Linked DNA regions of Mus musculus: region 1 is linked to region 2. The links are chromatin contacts, found by Hi-C or POLR2A ChIA-PET in ENCODE. All regions are on one chromosome and are shown on one strand. Each heading gives the region's core, a stretch centred on a gene start or an enhancer-like site at or near the end of the contact. The rest is flanking DNA. Distances are from core to core; before and after follow the strand shown. Region 1 overlaps Gm51669 (a long non-coding RNA gene). Region 2 has its middle 29 kb from the start of 1700029M03Rik.

The links. A loop is a pair of places that touch in the nucleus more often than their neighbours do. ChIA-PET counts read pairs that join two places held with the same protein, here RNA polymerase II (POLR2A).
Region 1: a map of heart shows a loop between it and region 2 (2.5-fold over the local background). The contact joins two enhancer-like sites. A Hi-C loop is called at or near these places in 1 of 37 maps with a recorded cell type or tissue (heart). POLR2A ChIA-PET finds 5 or more read pairs at or near these places in 1 of 5 experiments (embryonic stem cell).

What each region holds. Positions count from the first base shown.
Region 1 is chr1:165,044,978-165,049,241 of GRCm38, reverse strand. The region is part of intron 5 of Gm51669 (a long non-coding RNA gene); the gene reads left to right. Among named protein-coding and RNA genes, the nearest start is that of Gm51669, 14 kb to the left of the region's middle. Within about 2 kb of position 2,426, at least 3 of the 3 ENCODE cell types and tissues checked have a DNase peak (open chromatin) inside an H3K27ac peak, as active enhancers do.
Region 2 is chr1:164,987,151-164,991,700 of GRCm38, reverse strand. No RefSeq gene overlaps it. Among named protein-coding and RNA genes, the nearest start is that of 1700029M03Rik, 29 kb to the right of the region's middle. Within about 2 kb of position 2,519, at least 1 of the 3 ENCODE cell types and tissues checked has a DNase peak (open chromatin) inside an H3K27ac peak, as active enhancers do.

The DNA.
Region 1 (4,264 bases), core at 1,177-3,676, 58 kb before region 2:
AGTTTATGCTCCCCCACCCAGTTGATCCCATACTAGGTTGGCATCATTCAAGAAGGTATGAACCCTAAAAGAATGGAGTCTTATGTTATTGTTTTGTTTCTTTGTCTGAGGATTGGAATGTGGTAAAGGCAACTTGCCTTTGGTCCTAGTTAATTTGAGATGCTTTGAGACAGCTAACAGAGTTACTTGGATGCCATCCTGTCAATGGGCACAGAATGGAGCAGGGGGGTGGGTGTTGGAATCTGGGCTGGATATGGAGTGCTGTGTCATGTAGGAGCTGATGGTAGTGGAGGCAGTGAAGGTAAGTGTTTTCCAGAGATGGAAGAGAGGTTGACTTGTGGCCGCCAAAGAGCAAAGATGAGCCCCAAGGAATTCTGGCGTGTAAAGTACAGGAGAGGAGGAGGGACCACCAAGAAGAGAGCTGAAGGAGGTCACTTCTTTCATGAAAGTAATTTGCTATTAAAAGTCAACTGGAAGATGCTCATTGACAGAAAGGGCTGCCCAAGAGAGATGAGGCAAAGCCCTAGGAAGACAGACAAGGATGGGCTCCAACATCCTATCCCAAAGTAGTTCTACCACATTGCCACTAAAATATTTTGCTGAATTGGTAGTCAAAGACAGGTGTTAGGCATGGGTACAAAGAGGTCTTTATCTTCAGAAGGCCTGCATGATTTGCTTTGGACTTCCTCTTGCCCTAGAGAGGAGATAACTCAATGATCTTGAAAGAGCTGTGCATTTGTACAGAGACTTTCAGCATCAAGAAGGACGTGAACATGGGCAGTTCATCTCCACCATTTCCTTCTTCCAGCTGGTCATCCAAGGTCCACGATTCTCCGTGCCCACGCTTGACTTCAATAGAAAGACTCAACTGGAGCAATTCTTTCTTTTTCCTTTCCATTTGCTGCAACAGAACTATTCTGCCGCATAGAATCCCTAATTTAAATCTCATGAGTCAGCTCTTCCACTAATGAAAGATTTAGCATTTGGGACAGTTTTTGTGGGAACGTTCTGCAGAATGGGAAGTGACAGCTGCCTTATCAGACAGCTAGATTCCAGCTGTGTAAGCAGTCTGGGCCTCAGAAAGCTATCAGAAGCAGTCGCTCTATAGGAAGAAGTCAAAGAACAGCCAATTCCACAAGTATGGGTTTGGATTCTATGATAGGGTGAGAGAATTTCTGTAATTCTGTAATGGTTGTTGGAAAGACTGTTTACAATTCGTTATATATCCACTTGTAGTATGTGTGTGTGTGTGTGTGTGTGTGTGTGTGTGTGTGTGTGTGTGTGTGTAAGTAAGGGCAAAGGCTGGAACCGGCACATGTTCACAGCAGATGACTGTGAGAGTAGATCAGGAAGCATGGTTAGGAGCTTTCCAGGTAGGGATGGGAATACACAAGGCAAAGGCAAAACCAGAACTTCACCTTTGGGAATTGCACGTACTCCAGGCTGGGGTTGGAATGTCTTTCTGTAGAGTTGGGCTTGATTTTGTGGGCAAGGAGAGCCACTGACGGTGTTTGTATTCAAGATGAGAGAGTTCATGAGCTGGAGGGAGAATAGGAGCAATGGGGTAGTTCTAAAGGAGATGGCAATTGAGCAACTGCAGGGAAGGACAGAGAACAGAAAGGGAGGAGCTAAACTGAAGCCCAGTGTGGTGGCTCATGCTGTAATATCAGCACTTGGGAGGCTGGGGCAGGCATATCACTGTGAGTTCAACGTCAACTTAGACTACATAATGAGTTCAAGGCCAACCTGGATTATAAAGGGAGACCCTATATAACAAAACAAATGCAAACCACCACCACCACCACCACCACCAAAGACAGAAGAATAACATAAATATGCTAATACAGTATTTGGAAGAGGTCAGAGGTTGGCTTAGATCCCTATGTGGCATTTAACTCAATTTATCTCATCTCTGCCTCTGTCTCTCATCAACCATGTCTGAAGTTTGTTTATTTGCTTTTTAAAAGAAATAATCACACCAACAAATGTTTATTCTGGTATCTTCTTTGCAGTTTAAAATTTAAGGGCAATCTACCCATCTCCAGGCATGTTTCATCCAGTAAACCCAGGGTTATGTCCTGCTATTGGAACACTGAGAGCCTAGGAAGGCCCATGAGGAGCAAAGACAAAAGCTCTGGATCAGGGTTGCTTTTGGGATGCAGCAGTGGTACACTGGTGTACTATATCAGGAACATGAAAAGTGGGGAGGGAAGGACACGCTGAAGAGACAGCAAGCACGAGAATGAGAACAGAGGGCAGATGGGAGAGAGAAACCAGACAGAGCCAGCCGCACTGGAATCTTTCATTCTGACAGGTCCCAGCGCAGGCAGCAGACCTTCTAAGGAACCACTGCAGCCTGCCTGCAGAGGAGGAGCCTGGCAGCCCAGATTTGCCAAAGACAAATGCTGCTCTGCAGACAGGGAGCAAGGGCACTGCAGAGAGGCCAGCCAGGAGCATGGTGCTGTGCAGAGGGGCATGGGAGGACAAAGGGTGGAATGCAGGATGGGTGACTCACTGAGATCCCTGCCCAGAGCAGGCGTGGCTTCATGGCCACCCCTCGGAGGGGCCTTAGCATCTTCCTTGTGCTCAGGACACGGAAGAAAGCTAGCTGGAGAGTACACATTCTCTCCCCCCCTCTCTCCATCTTCTTCTCCTCTTTCTCCTCCCTTCTTCCCCCTCCCTCACCCCTCACCAATTCCTTCCCCTCTCCTTTTCCTCTGCCTTCTTCAGGAAGGCCCCCCCCCCCACCCCCCGTGAGATTGGCCTTTTAGATATGTGACCTTGGATGAGCCATGTAAGCTTTAATTTCCTTGTCTAGAAAATTGGGGCAGCTCCTAAAACAGCTATGCAGGCTAAATAGAAGATGCTTGGCATTGCCCTTTTCACCTGGGGCCATGACTCAAGCTGTTTTGTTCCTGCAGAATCTGTATGACTTCGTAGTTAATGGCTGACTCATCTAAGGTACCAGTAGCAGCTTGCCTGATTGCCCCTGCCAGGAGAATGACAGAAGATTGCTCAGCCAGGGTGCCCTGCAGCCGTTGCCAGAGGCAGCCAGAGACTGTTAGGTTGTCCTTCTATGAAAACCTACCTCCAAAAGCCACTTGCCTTTCATGGCACATTCACCCTGTGTCCAGTGCCATGCTAGGAGCTGTGCACCGAGGATGCGGAGCTATTTAGCAGGCCTTCCTTCTGACCTGGATGCAAAAGGGACCTTAGCACTGGAGAGGCTAAGATTATAAATCCCAAAGCTCAGAAATAAATAAATAAATAAATACAGGGTCTGTATTTCTGAAGCCTAGGGGCCTTGGCATTGGAATTCTATACCTGTATCAAAGCTGTCATGTCTCAATGACAGACACATCTCATACCAAATTAAATAGGAGACTTGATAAGGGCCTAATATCTTTATCATTTTGTGCCAGGTGTCACACCATGGTAATATTACTATAATCTGATAATGGTAGATGCTGTGAGCTACAATTTTTAGTTGACAGGACACATCCTCTATAAGACATCCCAAGGTCACATGGAAAGGGCTTTGCTTAAAATAAACTTAATTTATTTTTAAGCTTCATACAAGTGTATGTTGCAGGTTGAACAAACTCCACCCATTTCTCCAGCCTCCCCTTTCTTGCTCCTCCCTCTAGTCCTCCCCTTCAACCGCCTAGATAATTTTACTTCTACTCTCATGTCATATATACACAATTTTATGTCCATAGGAGATACAGGAATCACAAACGAGAGAAAGCGTAAGATATTTGTCTTTCTGAGACCATCTTAATTCATTTAGTAGGGCGATCACCAGTTATACCTACCTTCTTATAAATGACCTGGCTTCCTTCTTTGGGATTGAAAAATTCCATTTTTTTATAGGTGTCTCGTTTTGGTTTTTTGAAACTCATTCCGCTATTGTTAGCTAATTGTCTGACCCTGCAACAGAATACTCCAAGAATGGAGTATGTCCCCTAAGAACTTTCTGGCATAAGTTTAAGAGTAAGGATGACCCCACCCACCCACCCAGTCCCTACTGATAATTAGTGTGTACAAACCACAGCATCATAGGGCAGAAGGAGAGAGTTAACTGACCTGGATTGGGGAGCTCCTGGGAGGGTCTGCTGATTTTGTATGGCCAGGCAGCCTTTCCCCATGAACAACAGTGAGCAAAGACTACATATCCCCTCCCCCCCCCACCCCCCCCCGCCCACACCATATTCATTGCTGCTGTGTCTTGACAGCTTAACAGAAGGAAGAGTTAATGTGAGCT
Region 2 (4,550 bases), core at 1,270-3,769:
CCTTTAATCTCAGCACTTGGGAGGTGCTTCTCTGCCATTCAGTATTCCTCAGGTGAGAATTCTTTGTTTAGCTCTGAGCCCCATTTTTAATGGGGTTATTTGATTTTCTGGAGTCCACCTTCTTGAGTTCTTTATATATATTGCATATTAGTCCCCTATCTGATTTAGGATAGGTAAAGATCCTTTCCCAATTTGTTGGTGGCCTTTTTGGCTTATTGATGGTGTCTTTTGCCTTATAGAAACTTTGCAATTTTATGAGGTCTCATTTGTCGATTCTTGATCTTACAGCACAAGCCATTGTTGTTCTATTCAGGAATTTTTCCCCTGTGCCCATATCTTCGAGGCTTTTCCCCACTTTCTCCTCTATAAGTTTCACTGTCTCTGGTTTTATTGGAGTTCCTTGATCCACTTAGATTTGACCTTAGTACAAGGAGATAGGAATGGATCAATTCACATTCTTCTACATGATAACAGCCAGTTGTGCCAGCACCATTTGTTGAAAATGCTGTCTTTTTTCCACTGGATGGTTTTAGCTCCCTTGTCAAAGATCCAGTGACCATAGGTGTGTGGGTTTATTTCTGGGTCTTCAATTCTATTCCATTGGTCTACTTGTCTGTCGCTATACCAGTACCATGTAGTTTTTATCACAATTGCTCTGTAGTTCAGGCATGGTGATTCCACCAGAGGTTCTAACATTGTTCTTATATAACACTTTCTATATGTCAGGCACAACTATGTGGGTCTCTTGAGCAACACACACGATCCTAACTATTTTATTGTACATGACATTTAAAGAATTGAAGGTAAGGATTTGTTTAAAAAGCTTCTCAGAGTCTCCTAGCCAACAAGACCAGGCCTCAAATCCTAGCAGCCAGATCCCTGTCTCTGTGTTCTTTATCAACTCACTAAGCTGTCTCATTAAATGGAATGAACATCAACTTTAAAAGTTGGGTTAAACTTCTGGCTTTGTTCCTTAGGGTTCTTGTGATCTCAGTGGAGTAGGAGTGGCCTGGGCCTCCATTTACTGTCTTTTAAGCAGGGTGAGCAAATCCCTCCTGAACATGGTTCCAGAAGGACAGAATGAGTATGCATTGTAGCATGCTCGATTCTCATTCTCCCTTTCACATAGAGCAGGATAAGAGAGGTCATCCCAAGGCTTGCTACAGTCCCCGTGAGCCCCATTGTTGACTTTGGGTGTGCCATCTGGTTATTATCACCCAGACAGTAACTCCACCAGAAATCACTTTCTCAAATGTACCCAGCAGAGAACTGGCCCCAGCTCCTTACCACAGCACCACTGCTATGTCTAAGTCACTTCAGAGGAAGAGCTGGCATTTTCCACCCACTTGCTCCCAGACCAATTTGGTGTACTGCTGAAGCCAGCATAGTGAGCACACCTTTAATCCTAGCACCCTGAAGGCAGAGGCAGGTGGATCTCTGAGGCCTTCCTGGTCTACAGGATGAGTTGCAGGACGCTCAGGGCTACACAGAAATACCCTGATCACAAACGAACAACAGAACACACAAACAACAAAAGACAGAGTGCCCCAGTGCCTGGAAAGCCCAATCTGTTAAGTCTTACTGCATTTTTACTAGCTATTTTCCTTTCTGTTTGTCATGTACATGACACCTTCAGCAGCAGAGAGATTTGGCTGGGGGTGGTAGCAGGCCAGGGAGGGGGTGTAGTGGCCTGGGTCTTTTCAGCTGGAAAGCCCAGCACAGACCAAGGTGAGGCACAGTCATCTCTCCCCAGCTCATGGCTCAGGGTACTGCTCAGCACAGTGATGGCTCTCAGAGCCTACGCTCAAGTTTTACTTCTCTGGGTTTTACAACTTCTTAAAGAAATGCTACAGATATATATATACACACACACATACATATACATATATTTAAAACTCTAAAGGCCAAGTTCAAGTCCCAGGGTGTCTCTGTGGAGTTTCCCCGTTCCTCTTTAACATAAACAACTCATTTGACTCCACTGTGTGCTGCTTGATTTTCAGTTCTTCACCTGACTGTTAGGGCTGTCAGTCACAAGCTCTTTTTCCAGTCTTTGCTGAAGACAAGATCTTTCACTGTTACATGGCTGATTAATGTTACTCTATGACTATAAAGGGGAATGTATGTGTCTGCCTGTCATTGTGCTTTCTTGTAATTAGTGTTGTTCCAGAACTTTCTGTTTATTTCAGAGACACTTCACTAGGCACTTCCGGTGATGTTCAATGCATTGGATTTGAGTTTCCTTGATGGTCTTTTTCTCCCATTTCATCAAACATGAAGACGATCTTGCAGAAGGAACAAAATGGGGAGCAGATAGATTTTCATTTGTTGCTAAAAAATGCACTGCAGTGACCCTGGGCCAATGGCTCACTATCTACAGTCTTAGTTTTCTGTCAGTAAATGAGACAATGATATGCAGACTTCAGCTCACATAACACTTTTGTATGAGCTGGAAACTCAATACTTTTGGCCTGTGCGACTGTAGCTTGGCAAACTGAATGTGGGTTTGATTTGACTCTCTTGTTGGCTCCCTCAGCTGGCACATCCTGCAAGATCATTCCAGGCAGCCCTTAAAGGACCTTCCTCACAGGGCTGGCATGAGGCTCTATGGGGCTGGTTATGGGAAGAACCATGCCACTTAGACTGCACACCCATTTTTCCTCTTGCTCTATCACTCTATCTGCTTCTGCTTATCCCAAGTTCTTCAGCCTACACTGGAGAACATCACAGACAACACAGAATCATTACCAAAGCACTCCCTGGGTCCCCTTTTGTATCCCTCCTTCTAGAGCCTTTCTTCCCCTGTTCTCGAAAGAAGTTGATCTCAGCAGTAGAAACATCATCTTTTAATTAGAGACTAACAGATCTCGGATCATAGAGAGTTGATGTATATTAACACATGCATTTTAACACACAGGTATGTGTTAATATACAAACATGTTAATACACACGGGAGATTATTGGAAAATATAGACTAATTTCCTGGCCACAGGGGGTCTTGCTTTTTCTGAGACATAAGGCAGAACCAGAGATCCTCAGAAGGGCTGTTATATTACTGGATACAAAAGGGGCTCCTAGTACCATTAGACACACACAGCATTTTTATAATCCTACCCATAACAGACAAAAATAAACCAACATGCTTTAAACCAAGGAATACACATATACCATTTCCTTTGTATGTTTAATCCTGAGGCCTACACAGGCCTGATTTGTGGTTTGTGTTCCTCCCTCCCCTTTCCTAAGAGAACATTTAGGATTGTTCACACGTCCTAAAGCCCTCATTTGCATAATTTAGCAGAACAGAGCGTGGGAGGAGAGCAAATGCTAATTTCATTCTAGAGACTTGATGTGCCCTGGATCCCAAGCAGGTGCCACAGAGAAGCACATGGTGACCGAGGTTTCAACATGCTAGGATTTCCCAGCCTCAGCAGAATCTTGGCTTGGTGGCTTTAGAGGATAGCTAGTGGAGGAGACTGTAGAATCTTCTCCTATGGTGACAGATATAGGTTAGAGAACTGGAATTTTAGATGTTGAGTAGCCCAGAGGACAAAGTAAATTGAGATCAGAGCTCAGTCTTACTCATTGTGGTTAAATTTGGATTATATTCTTGTTAGTCTTTTGTCAGCATAATAATGACTAAGTGCTGGGTCAGGAAGGTAGGTGGCCTATATCTGTATTTTTTTTTACCATAGACCTCTTGCTGTAAGAACAAGGGCCAATTATATTTTGACATCAGAGATTCCTTTTCAGTAAAGTGTGGGTAGCTATGGTACCCACTTCATCAGATTAAGAGAAGGACCGGATGAAATGATGGTGTTCTAGAGCATGCTGAAGAAATATTCATAGGTGTTAGCCGGCTAGTGCTTCAGAACTGATGGGGACAGGCAAAGGGATTCTCTTCTGACCTGAGGAAACCGTTTCATTTGAAACGCAGTATTTTGTTAAATGTGTTGTTTGGCATTGTGGAGAGTCCTTGGCATGGCAGTATTGCTGGGGTGTAAGTTTGTGGATCTAATTCAAGTCTTTAGTCTTGAATCCAGAGACCTGGCAAGTAGCACTGATTCTGTCTTTACTAGACTAAAACTCTGGGCACTTCATCTAATAAGAAGTCTTTACCTCAGTTCCCTAATCTGTAAAGCAAAAGGATTGGTGAGATTAGCTTAGATTCTTTCCAGCCATAAAGCTGCAGGGTTGTTTGTTTTTTGTTTTGTTTTGTTTTGTTTTTTAATGTTTGTTTCCACTCAGTGTTTTTGGCTCAAGAAAAAGGTCAACTTGAGTTCAGAGGAAGGTTTTTGTGTCTTGGTCAGAGCTGGAAGTCCTGGTTGTGGTGCTTCTCGACTTGGATCATATTTGTTTCAGTAAATTGAAATGGAGTAAATTGAGGCAGCGAAGTTAAAGGTTCTATTAGCTTAAGCTTGTACATCTTTGCCTAAGGCTTGCCAGGCAGTCAGACGAGTGTTGCGACTCATTCTGTACCAAAGCTGGAAGCCTGGGTGCATGTCCTTACTGTTACCTTGCCTCTCTTGTTTCCTAGCTCCCTGCGAGTTCTA